Regions from separate parts of the Homo sapiens genome. Here region 1 is linked to region 2. Evidence: chromatin contacts called from ENCODE POLR2A ChIA-PET data. All regions are on one chromosome and are shown on one strand. Each heading gives the region's core, a stretch centred on a gene start or an enhancer-like site at or near the end of the contact. The rest is flanking DNA. Distances are from core to core; before and after follow the strand shown.

Region 1 (5,635 bases), core at 3,112-5,611, about 27 Mb after region 2:
CAGGAGGTGGAGCTTGCAGCCAGCCGAGATCGCACCACTGCACTTCAGCCTGGGTGACAGAACGAGACTCTGTCTCAAAAATAAATAAATAAATAAATAAAAATAAATGGGGAAATGCAGCGACATTCCTAAAAAAGGGACGATGAAGTATGTGAGAAAAGCTCCTGAGATTCATTCTGAGACAGGGTTTAGTTCTGTCACTCAGGCTAGGCTGGAGTGCAGTGGGGCAATCTTGGCTCACTGCAACCTCCACCTCTCAGGCTCAAGCTAACTTTGCACCTCAGCCTCCTGAGTAGCTGGGACTACAGGCACACTCCACCACTCCTAGCTAATTTTTGTGTTTTTTTAGAGACATGATTTCCACATGTTGCCCAGGCTGGTTTTGAACTCCTGAGCTCAAGCAATCCACCTGCCTCAGCCTCCCAAAGTGCTGAGATTACAGGTAAGAGCCACCGCGCGTGGTCCAGAACATGCCATTTCTGGGCCCCTCCTAGGCAAACCCACCATGCCACACACAATCACTTTGAGAAGTGTGGGGAAGTTATGTACAGGTTAACATTTCTCCACACAAATGTGAACAGGGGATTGACAGAGCTACCTGAAGTCAGCTTCAGGAAGAACAAGAGATTCAAGTTTCTGGTGAATGCTCTCTTTGTACAGGACTATGAACCAAGCCCAAGGCCAGATGGAAGAGGCAGTACTGGTGCTGCTGTTTAAAAAACAAGGGTGATCTGGGACAGTTGGCACATTGGGGCCAGGATGTGCCTTGGTTGGGTTTCCACTAACATATGGTGCTCTCCTAGTGGTATGGGCAGTTCTCTCCTTACCTGATTGCTCATTCTTCATGAATAGGAACAAATTTCACAAGGCTACTGCTACTAGGTTCAGATTAAACATAAGGTGAGCCGGGTGAGGCGGCTCATGTCTGTAATCCCAGCACTTTGAGAGGCCAAAGCGGGTGGATTTCTTGAGCTCAGAACTTCGAGACCAGCATGGGCAACATGGCAAAACCCTGCCTCTACCAAAAATAACAAAATTAGCCAGGCGTGAATGTCACACGCCTATGGTCCTAGCTACTCAGGAGGCTGAGGTGGGAGGATTACTGGAGCCACGACTACGCCACAGCACTCCAACCTGAATGACAGAGTGAGACTCTGTCTCAAAAACAATTAAAAATAAAAAACAAAACAAAAACAGAGTGAACCCAAATTCAAAGGCTGCATTCACCATCGGTTTCATTACTGAACTCAGTTCCTGGGTTTAAGGAAGAGCTTAGTATAGAGAAAACGTGGGGAACTAGTATATTTGGAAGATGTTATTCCAGTGAGTGATATATATTGCACTGAAATACAGAAGAAAATTGAAAGTTGACACATGAGGTCAAAAGTAAGCCAGTATGACATGAGGCACGGGTGAGAAATTTCTTAACGGTCCTGCCACGGAAAGGAGACCCTGAACGACAGAGAGCAGGCCAGTGATGAGAAGGACTCCGTCCTTTGTGTGTATTTATGTGGGATGGTGGGGAGGGTGGGGATGATGGGAAGTGGAGTAACTGAGTAGCTGGGGGAAAAAAGACAACAGAGCTATTTTACAACTGTGCTATTCCCCCCAAACTTCACCAAATGCAGTTCATACATTCAGGATTTCTGTCCTTTGTGTTTATGTGTGTTAGGGGGTAGAGTAACTGAGAAGCTGGGAAAAAAAGACAACGGAACCACAACCACACTGTTGCCCACAAACTCTGCCAAATGCAGCCCATACATACATCATTATCCAATGCAGATTCATCATCACCCAAGAAGGCAATCTTGAAGTCTGTGCAGACAAGCCTCCCATAGACCCCATGCTGACAGGAATCTTCCTGGACATACTTCAGTACTGTGCTGGCTTCACAAAGCAGCTGTTCACCTGGTAGAAACCAAAACAGGTCCTCCTTAGAGTTCTCAGGGAACATACGATATGCAAACACTAAAGGCTTTCCAGCCCTATTTACATAAGGACAAACATACAATACAACACAGGGCTTTAGAACTTTACACTTTTCAGCATGGCAGGAGCTGCAAAAACATAAGAGAGAAGATGCGGCAGAGTGGAAACCACCAAGAAGTGAAATTGAAATGGCTCAGATACACCTCTGTGCAGGACATTTCTCTATCTTCTCACTGGGAATAATGGAAATTTCCAAATAGGTACTAATGATCTGAGCTGCACTTTCACGCAGAAATCTTAGTGTTTTCATTACTTTGACCCAAGCAGATGTTCCATAGAAGCAATACCCTAAGTGAACACAGATGGGCTTGCCCCAGTCTGCCCTAAAAAAACGCAGATCCCAAGCCCACTTTCCTGTGAGAGGGGGCAGCTTCTAATACTGGAAGTGCTGAGAGAGAGTGACAGTGCCTCCCTGGCCATGGGACTTCCAGGCAGCTTCCATAGATCCAGGAGGTGTTGCCGCCTTCCACAGCATGACCACCCTCGTTCTGGCTCCACGCTGGGAAAACAGAGGTCAGAGGTTTGTGGGGAAAAAACGTGTTTCCTCTCTTTCTTAGTTAAGCGTATTTCCTTTCAATGCGTCACCTCTCCTCCTCCATCTGCAGCACCCAGCCGACGTGAGAAGCTGCAGCCCCTGGAGACAGAAAGTATCCCTCCTTGCAGTCAAAAAGATGAGGATTAGGGAATAGGTCAGTATTCTCTGCCATCTGGAAGCAGAGGAGCTCACGGGGGCAGGCAAAAGAGAAGACTATGGGGGAAATGAAAAACTAAGTATAAATGTTTTGCAACAACAACAAAAAAAACCCAAAGGATTTTTCTTCTCATGCAACAGATAACCATCTTCTCCTTGGAATCTCCCACTTGATAGCTCCTTCAAGGTCTTTAAATTTACTTTTTGGCTCAAAATTTATTTAGTCTACCTTCAATATGAAAACGAACAGTTTCAGACACTCAGAAGGGACAAATATTATGGTGCTGTTCTCTCATCTTTCAAGGGGTTAATTACCTCTGGCTGAAACACTAAGGAAATACCGGAAGATGGCTCAGTCACTAGGTCAGCCTCTCAAGAGATCACAGTTTGAAGGAAATAATGAAGACAGGGCCTCATTAGGGTTTAAAATAGTCCCAGAAAAAGTGTCTCTGCCAAGTCCATGGGGGAAGACATGTAAGCAAGGCTTCCTGTGCTTTCACCTCCCAATACTTTTAATGGTGAAATACTTTTAATGGTGAGGCTCTCCCCAAGACCAGGCCAGCCCCGTCCCATGCTCATGTACTAGCGACCAGAAATTAGCATGCACTAGCTAATACAACATTCCTGGTGAGGCCCTCTGCAAACATGGCATGTTGTGCCATAATCAGCTGGTTTATACCAGATCACAGAGTCTAGAAGCACAAGAGTTGGGAGCTAGAAATGATCTTTGTCTAGTTTGTGAAACTAGGCTCAGAGAAGTTAACTGTGAACTCACCGCTGCACACCCACACCTAGATGAGACTGTGAAGTAATTCAGGAGGGGGGAGAATATGCATAATGCTAAGCTAAAAATAAAATTTCTGAATCTATAACACCAAGAAGAGAAAAACAAGAGGAGATAAGGTTTAAGTCATCACTATAGAAAAAAAGCCTTTGACATTTAAAAACATCAAAAAAAGTTATAGAATTCTTTTACCAAATAACGTGGATCAGTCAGAAACTTGCACAGATTTATATCCCCTCAATAAACTGGAATAAAATAAAAAGCAACAGAATAAAGCCTGTATTGTTTTGGGGAAATGTACCTTAAAGAACTTATTTTAAAAAAGCTATTTTGAATTAAGAAAAAGAAAGTAGAAAAAGAATTAAATACATGGATCACAGAATATCCCATATATGGAGAGGATACACCACCAAGTAGTTACTACTCCTGAACATGGAAATGACTAAAACTTAACTTAAGCTAAAGTCACTGTCCTCTACCTCAAAAATATTTAACCAATCCAGGCTCCTTCGCAATGACTGCAGGGCGAAGTGCTGGCAGCCCCAAGGCTGGTAAACCCCAGCATCCCCAGTACACGTGCTCACATGCACAAGTGGGTATGGACTGAGAGGTAAAGCCACCCACCAATGGTTGCCTTGGGAGGCCATAGCAGTTGAATTGTTTTCCTCAATTCCCTACAGATTGGGGATCAGCATACTGGAAGAGGCCATTAGAATGGCCTGAAAAAGTCCTCATTTGCTTGTGAAAGCAGTGAGAACATTCCAGGTTTATTTTCATCAGTTTGGGGGAAGAGGAAACAAGAAAAATTCTTTGCAGATGTTGTAATACTCAGACCCAGGTGTGTAGTTATTGAACTACAAACCTTGATATGTTTTTTCAATTCATTACTGTTATATGTGAGAAGATGAAAACAAAGGAGTTTAAATATAGCAAGGCTAGGGATGATGTAATTTATCATTGGCTTTGCCTTGCATAGGAGTTACTATGCTAACATGACAGTTACCTGGCAACAAGTGAAGAGTTACTTCCTTCTCTGTTACTTCCTTTTCGTTTGTGTGAATTTCCTAAAAGAGAAGAGCAAAGGATATTTTTCTTTGTTTAAGGGTTTAAAATGAATAACATTAAGCCATGCTTTCAGAATACACACTAAAATATCACATACCCTCAGGAGCTTTTCGTTTATGTTACAAGCTACTTTTTTTTTTTTTTTTTTTTTTTTTTTTTTTGAGATGGAGTCTCACTCTGTTGCCAGGCTGGAGTGCAGTGGCACGATCTCAGCTCACTGCAACCTCTGCCTCCCAGGTTCAAGTGATTCTCCTGTCTCAGCCTCCCAAGTAGCTGGGACTACAGGCGTGTGCCACCACGCCCAGCTAATTGTTTGTATTTTTAGTAGAGATGGGGTTTCACCTTGTTGGTCAGGATAGTCTTGATCTCTTGACCTTGTGATCTGCCCGCGTCAGCCTCCCAAAGTGCTGGGATTACAGGCGTGAGCCACCATGCCTGGCCCAAGCTAGATACTTTTTAAAAACAGGAAGTGTTCTAACTAAAGGAAGACAGAAAACTCCAAGTTATGGATATTTAATGTATTAAACTAATTATTTAGGACTGATAACTAGTAGCTGTCCCAAGTAGAGGGGGTGAGGTGGGCACTCCTTATCTCTCCTTATCTAAGGAACAACTTGAAGTGTCACATAGCAAAGCAAGGCTGCTCAAACACAGAATCTGAAATAAAAGAGATGGCCCAGCGTGGTGGCTCACACCTGTAATTCCAGCACTTTGGGTGGCCGAGATGGGCAGATAACTTGAGGTCAGGAGTTCGAAACCAGCCTGGCCAACATGGCAAAACCCCGTCTCTACTAAAAATACAAAAATTAGCCAGGCATGGTAGTGAGTGCCTGTAATCCCAGCTACTTGGGAGGCTAGGGCAGGAGAAACACTTTAATTCGGGAGGCAGAGGCTGCAGTGAGCCGAGATTATGCCACTGCACTCCAGCCTGGGTAACAGTGGGACTCTGTCTCAAAAAAAAAAGAAAAAGAAAGAAAGAAAAGAGACAACACGCCACAGCATGATCCCCTCTCCTTCCAGTGAGGATCAAGGGTTGAAAGCAAAAGATGATGTGTTCTTGAAAGAATATGGACACATAAATAAGGCCCAAAGGTAAGAATAGGAAA
Region 2 (5,424 bases), core at 1-2,500:
TCTATCACCGGCAGGTCCTCAGTTAGGTACACGCCTGTCTTGCTTGGGTGTCAACGACAGGAAACTTAGCTATCGCTGGATGTCTGCTTCCGCCACTCCACAGCAGGTGGTATCCAGAGTGTGTAAGCAAGGTCAGGGGTGCGAAATTTGGAGAAGAAAACTCAGAGAAAAATGCAGACTGCTTTTTTTGGAAGGGGTGTTTTCAGTTGCAATTTCCATACTGAGGAGCTAGAAATTGGCTGGTAAGGTCTAGACATTAACTTAACTAAACGTGCATTCCTCCTCTTGAATTTGGACTTTATAAGGAATTTGGATTGTATAACCACACGATGGAAGCTGCGAGAGGCTTCTGAACAAGGTACTGACGGCGACCAGCTGTGATGACTAAAAAGACGATTCTGGTGGTGGTGGATACGGTGGCTGGAGATAAGAAAAACCTCGGTTCAAACGAGATCTGAATTTACCCACTAACTACGACCACGAGGAGTTTATTCCTTTATCTTTCCGTTTTCTCTCTCTCCCGAGAAGTGTCAAAAACAGGATTTGGAGGTGGCAGGATAATGGCCAAAATGGGTAGACAAGGTGGCGAACGATTCAACCAGGCTCTGGGCTTGGCGCATGGTGGGCGGTGGCGCCCACACCTGGGCCTGGGAACCCGCCGCTCGGGCATCACTGGCTGCCGCGGCGACCGGCGAGGACACATGACCGAGGAGCGAAAGGTCAGAAGACAAGGGGACTGTTACAGGAGCAGGGGAGCCGCCACTGGCTGCTAAGGCCGTGCAACTGGCGCCGAAGCGCACGATCTCCGCCCGCCCCGCAGCGCGTCGGGAACTGTAGTCCCTCCCTCTCCTGCTCCCTGGCCCAGGACGGGCTCCGGGACAGCGCCTATCCCTCTAGCTGTAAATCACGCACTTTCCTGTCCTGGACGCCGGGTCCTTCCACTTCTCAGGCGTCTGGAGCTTACGTCACGGGCGGGTCACCGCCCACATAGCGGAGGCCTTTAGGTGTCTATGGAAAGCCTGTCGTACAGCAAGGTGGCAATAAAGGATCGACCCTTAACAGTGGTAGGAATGCACCTTCGATCCTTCTACTCCTATTGGCTGCTCCTCTGTGGGCGTCTCCCCCGCCGCATAGCACAGCTCCTCTCCCGGTGTTGCTCAGGCAGCGCCTTAGGCAGCCCCGCGCCCAGGGGAGGGGCGGGGCGAGCCAGGGCGGGGCGGGGCGAGCCAGGGCGGGGCGGGGCCCTGACTGGACTGCGTCGCGCTCGGGGGCCGCGCCGGGTAGCGTTTCTTTTTAGTGCCTGAGGCAGCTCTGGCTCGGAGAGCCTTTTGCTAGCCCCACGGGGACCTCTGTGCACGGATGGACCCGCCCGGACCTGGCGGGAAGCGGCCTGGCAGGCGGCGGCCCCGGCGGCATCAGCAGAGACAGGACGGGGCCGACGCCGCGGGCCCCTGAGGCGTGCGTGCCCACCGGGCCCGGCGGCGGCACCATGATGCCGGGCGAGACCCATTCGGCGGCGCCCGGGACGGCGGCGGACCTGTCGCGATGTCAGGGCTGCGCCTCTCTGCAGCAGGTGCAGCACCTCCCGGGGCCCCGGGCGCGGGGGGGGACTCGGCTCGGCCGGCCGGGAGCGCAGGGATGTGGGGTCCGGCCGCGCGGGCTGTGCCTCAGTGCGCTGCTCTCCCTTCCCAACCGTAGCTCTTGCTCGCTCGTCTCTCTGCTCTCTTTTTCCTACATGAGTTTTGGGGACGGCTTTCTTTGCTTTATTTAAGCTTGAAACCCAGAGTTCATTGACTGGAATGCGCTGGTGTAACGGTGGGGGTGGAGTAAGCGAGGTTTGGAGGGCCCCCCACCTTCCCTACCCGGCCTCGGAGCTCCCTAGGGCAGACTCCGTAGGTCAGTGAGGGACAGGTGAAACGCCGAGGGCAGTTATCTCCCTGAGGATAACGCTTTGGTCTTCTGGCCCATCCTGAGTATTTGTTGTTTGGAGGCAGAATCTTACGTGACATGTGGGTTGTCTGAGTCTTAGACTCGAAGAGTCTAGGGAGGCGTTTCAGCTTATAGCAGATGTGCCATCCCGAGGCTAATTTTTTAAAAAGCAAGCCAAGTAATTGGTCAAGTAGCTTGTCAGTTGTTTGATAAAAGTAGTTTATGAAAGGCATGCAGAGACTGGAGGTTTCTAACAGCGGCGTGGGCTCTTCTTTAGAGTGACATAAGGGAGAATTGCTAGAGTATGGCTCCAGATCTTATGGGGTGGTACTTGGGCAATAGTGCCCCTCATTTCCCACGACTCTCCTAGCTGCCTGATGTCGGGGGTCTCTTTTAACTTCCTACTATCGCGGTTTCAGTGATAAAACGGAACTCACCAGCACCTCATTACCTACTCTGCCTAGTGTTCTAGGAACTACAGACATTGTGGTGAACAAAATAGGATCTCTCATAAGTAAGATGCATATGTGTGAATAAGGCCTCAGAAGATTTTAGGTGTTAGAAAATAAAGGAGGATGTTGGAATATTGGTCTTGTCTCTTAGCTAGAGTAGTCAGGTAGGGAATTTTTGAGTCAGTAACTTTCAGATATTTGAATAATGGGAAGGATCGGGCTGTCAGAAGAGATGTGGGAAGAGCTTCCTGGATAGAGGGATTAACAGGTGGAAAGGTTCCTTTGGTGAGAAGGAGCAGGGTGTCTTTGATGAGCAGAACATGGTATGGTTGGCATGAGCATAGTGCACACGGAAGATGGTTGATGAGACCAGACGGGAGTGCAGGCTAGGTAGGCCATGCCGAGAAACTTGGTTTGCATTTTAAGTGCAATATCTGTGAACTGATTGCAAACATTTTAAGTGTTGAAGGAAGGGGAGGAAGGAAATGTGCTGCTTTTGTGAGTAGAAGGAGAACTAACAGATCATTGCCTTCACTGAGCTGCATTGTGTAGGTATCTTATAACGCCCCCCCGCCCCCGCCACCACCACCCCAGGAACGTGATTGGAGTTCTCCCGAATCTTTAATACATTGTATTTATTATTCGAGCCAATTCACTCAACAAACATTTATTGATCACCTGCCGTATTTTAGACACTGCAATTATGGCATTAGGGGAGAAAAAGACAAAAATTCTTGATCTCTTGGAGCTTCCGTTCTAGGAGGGTGGCAGGATAAATGAAACAAATGAGTTATGTTAGAGGGTAATGAAAACGTTGTTGATGAATTGAACAGAGATGGGGAGGGAATGAATGGGTGAGGACTAGGCCAGTGGCTGTTGGAATTTAAGTAGGGAGTCCTGGAACGTTTATATTGGAGCAAAGGTGAGAGAATAATAAGCTCTGTAGAAATCTTGGAAGAAAAGTCTCCCATACAGTGGAAACATCAGATGTGAAGAACTGTAGCAGGAGCTGGCTTGGTGTGCTTGGGAAGAGCAAGAAGGCCAGTGAAGCTGGAGCGGAGTGAATGCTGGGAGTCAGGAAGGTAGGAGGAGGGCCTGATTGTGTGGGCTCCTGTAGACCATTGTTGGGGTTTGGGCGATGGAAATGGTGAGTCATTGGAGGCTTTTGTGCAGAAGAACTACTGATGTGAACTGTGCTTTTCAGTCATGGATCTGTTATGGTTAAATTTAGCAACTGTATTCTTCTGGTTGCTTAGGCCAGAAACTAGATGGCATCCTTGGTGCAGCTCTTTTTTTCTCATAACCTGTATCCAGTTTATCAGATTGTGTCCGCTCTGCCTTCATTATTCACCCACTTTTCAACATCTCCACTGCTTCCACCGTGGTGTGAACTACTCTAATGTATGGCCTAGAAATTGAATCTCCTTCCTTCTACCCTTGCCACATTTCCTGCTGTGGGTTCTCAAAACATCAATAAGAGTAATCCTAGATCCAGAGGTCTGCAAACTTTTTCTGTAAGGAGCAAGATCACAAGTATTTAGGCTTTGGGGACTTGCTCAGAACTGCTCAGCTCTGCCATTTTCATGTGAAAGCAGCTGTAGACAATTCACAAAGAAATGAGTATGCCTGTGTTCCATTGAAACATTATAAACACTGGAGTAGGGCCTTAGTTTACAGAGTTCTTCTCTAGGTCAGGACACTATTGCATTTGGATTTTCTGTGGCCTGGAATTGGATTACCTTTTTAGGGGAAAGTTACGAGTAGAGTCTCTGGAGGAATTCTGTAGTTGTGCAAAGTGAGTCTAGAAAAATAGGTTCCTGGCAGTTTATAGAGAACCTTGAATGGTAACCATCATAAATTCTTGTACTTATTTCTGTCAGTGTTATGGGATGGTGAAGGTTTTTGCATAGTTACGTTAGGACAGTGCTTGTAGTAGAAGTAACGGTGGTATGCAGGATGGATTGAAGGGGGGTGCAACTAGGTATGGTAAATTATTTTACTAATACATAATAGTGATAACAAAAGTCTGAAGTAATTGAAGGTTCCTGGGAAGGGGAATAAAGAAGAAAAAGGTTCTGAATATGAGACAGTGTAAAGAATGGGCAGGTCTCATGTCAGGAAATGGAAGGTCCCGAGGTTTAAAACTCAAATGACCATGAGAACTGTGGTAGATACAGGAGGAAGAGGAAATCAAGGTGGAAGGGACTGAAGTTGGAATGACATCAGAACTAGGAGTGTTCAGCCATTTTCAGATTTAATGTTTGTGGAACACAGTGCTTCCAAGGTGCCCTAATATCCCTCAAGGAAATAGCAGGCCAGGTTAGATGTGCACTGTGTTCAGTGTAAGAATTTTATCTGGGCTGGGAGCGGTGGCTCATGCCTGTAATCCCAACACTTTGGGAGGCCAAGGCAGTGGATCACGAGGTCAGGAGTTCAAGAACAGCTTGGCCAAGATGGTGAAACCCCGTCTCTACGAAAAATACAAAAATTAGCCGGGCATGGTGGCATGCGCCTGTAATCCCAGCTACTCAGGAGGCTGAGGCAGGAGAATTGCTTGAACCTGGGAGGCCGAGGTTGCAGTGAGCCGAGATGGTGCCACCACTGCACTCCAGCCTGGGTGACAGAGCAAGACTCCGTCTCAAAAAAAAAAAAAAAAAGCTTATTTGACAGAAGGGAGGTGTGAGGATAGGAAAATGGGGCATTATGTTCTGTCACTTAAAGGAATCTTTGAAACCATGAGGCCAATTCATGGGATTACATGCTATCATTAGAGTCAGTGACGGAAAACCAACTAGCTGATGTGTGGCCTTTGATGAAGGGGAACATGGAATGGTGAGGAAAGGAGAAACAGATAAAGTATGTTAGAGGGTTAAACAGGGAGTGCGTTCCAGAGGGAATCAAGAGTTCCAGAGGGAACCAAGATCGGAAAGAATGAGAATTAAGGAAAAGCAATTCTTTTGGTCAATTAGTAGATAACCGCTTTTTGGAAATAATTTTCGCATGTATTATAACTACGTGAAGTTCCATATTTCAATTAAACTTT

What was found. ChIA-PET counts read pairs that join two places held with the same protein, here RNA polymerase II (POLR2A).
Region 1: POLR2A ChIA-PET joins it to region 2 with 10 read pairs in T-cell. The contact joins the enhancer-like site here to the promoter of ICE1 in region 2. POLR2A ChIA-PET finds 5 or more read pairs at or near these places in 2 of 52 experiments (T-cell and activated naive CD4-positive, alpha-beta T cell).

Annotation. Positions count from the first base shown.
Region 1 is chr5:32,272,215-32,277,849 of GRCh38, forward strand. It overlaps MTMR12 (myotubularin related protein 12), which reads right to left. Exons shown (of 16, transcript NM_001040446.3): 2 at 4,468-4,528; 3 at 1,766-1,908. Among named protein-coding and RNA genes, the nearest start is that of MTMR12, 38 kb to the right of the region's middle. Within about 2 kb of position 4,362, at least 9 of the 41 ENCODE cell types and tissues checked have a DNase peak (open chromatin) inside an H3K27ac peak, as active enhancers do.
Region 2 is chr5:5,421,427-5,426,850 of GRCh38, forward strand. It overlaps ICE1 (interactor of little elongation complex ELL subunit 1), which reads left to right and starts at 1,251. Exons shown (of 19, transcript NM_015325.3): 1 at 1,251-1,573. The coding sequence starts at 1,490. LOC101929200 (a long non-coding RNA gene) reads right to left here and starts at 703. Exons shown (of 6, transcript XR_001742583.3): 1 at 1-703. RefSeq lists enhancers at 1-497, 498-1,008, 874-1,123 and silencers at 1,154-1,483, 1,544-1,683.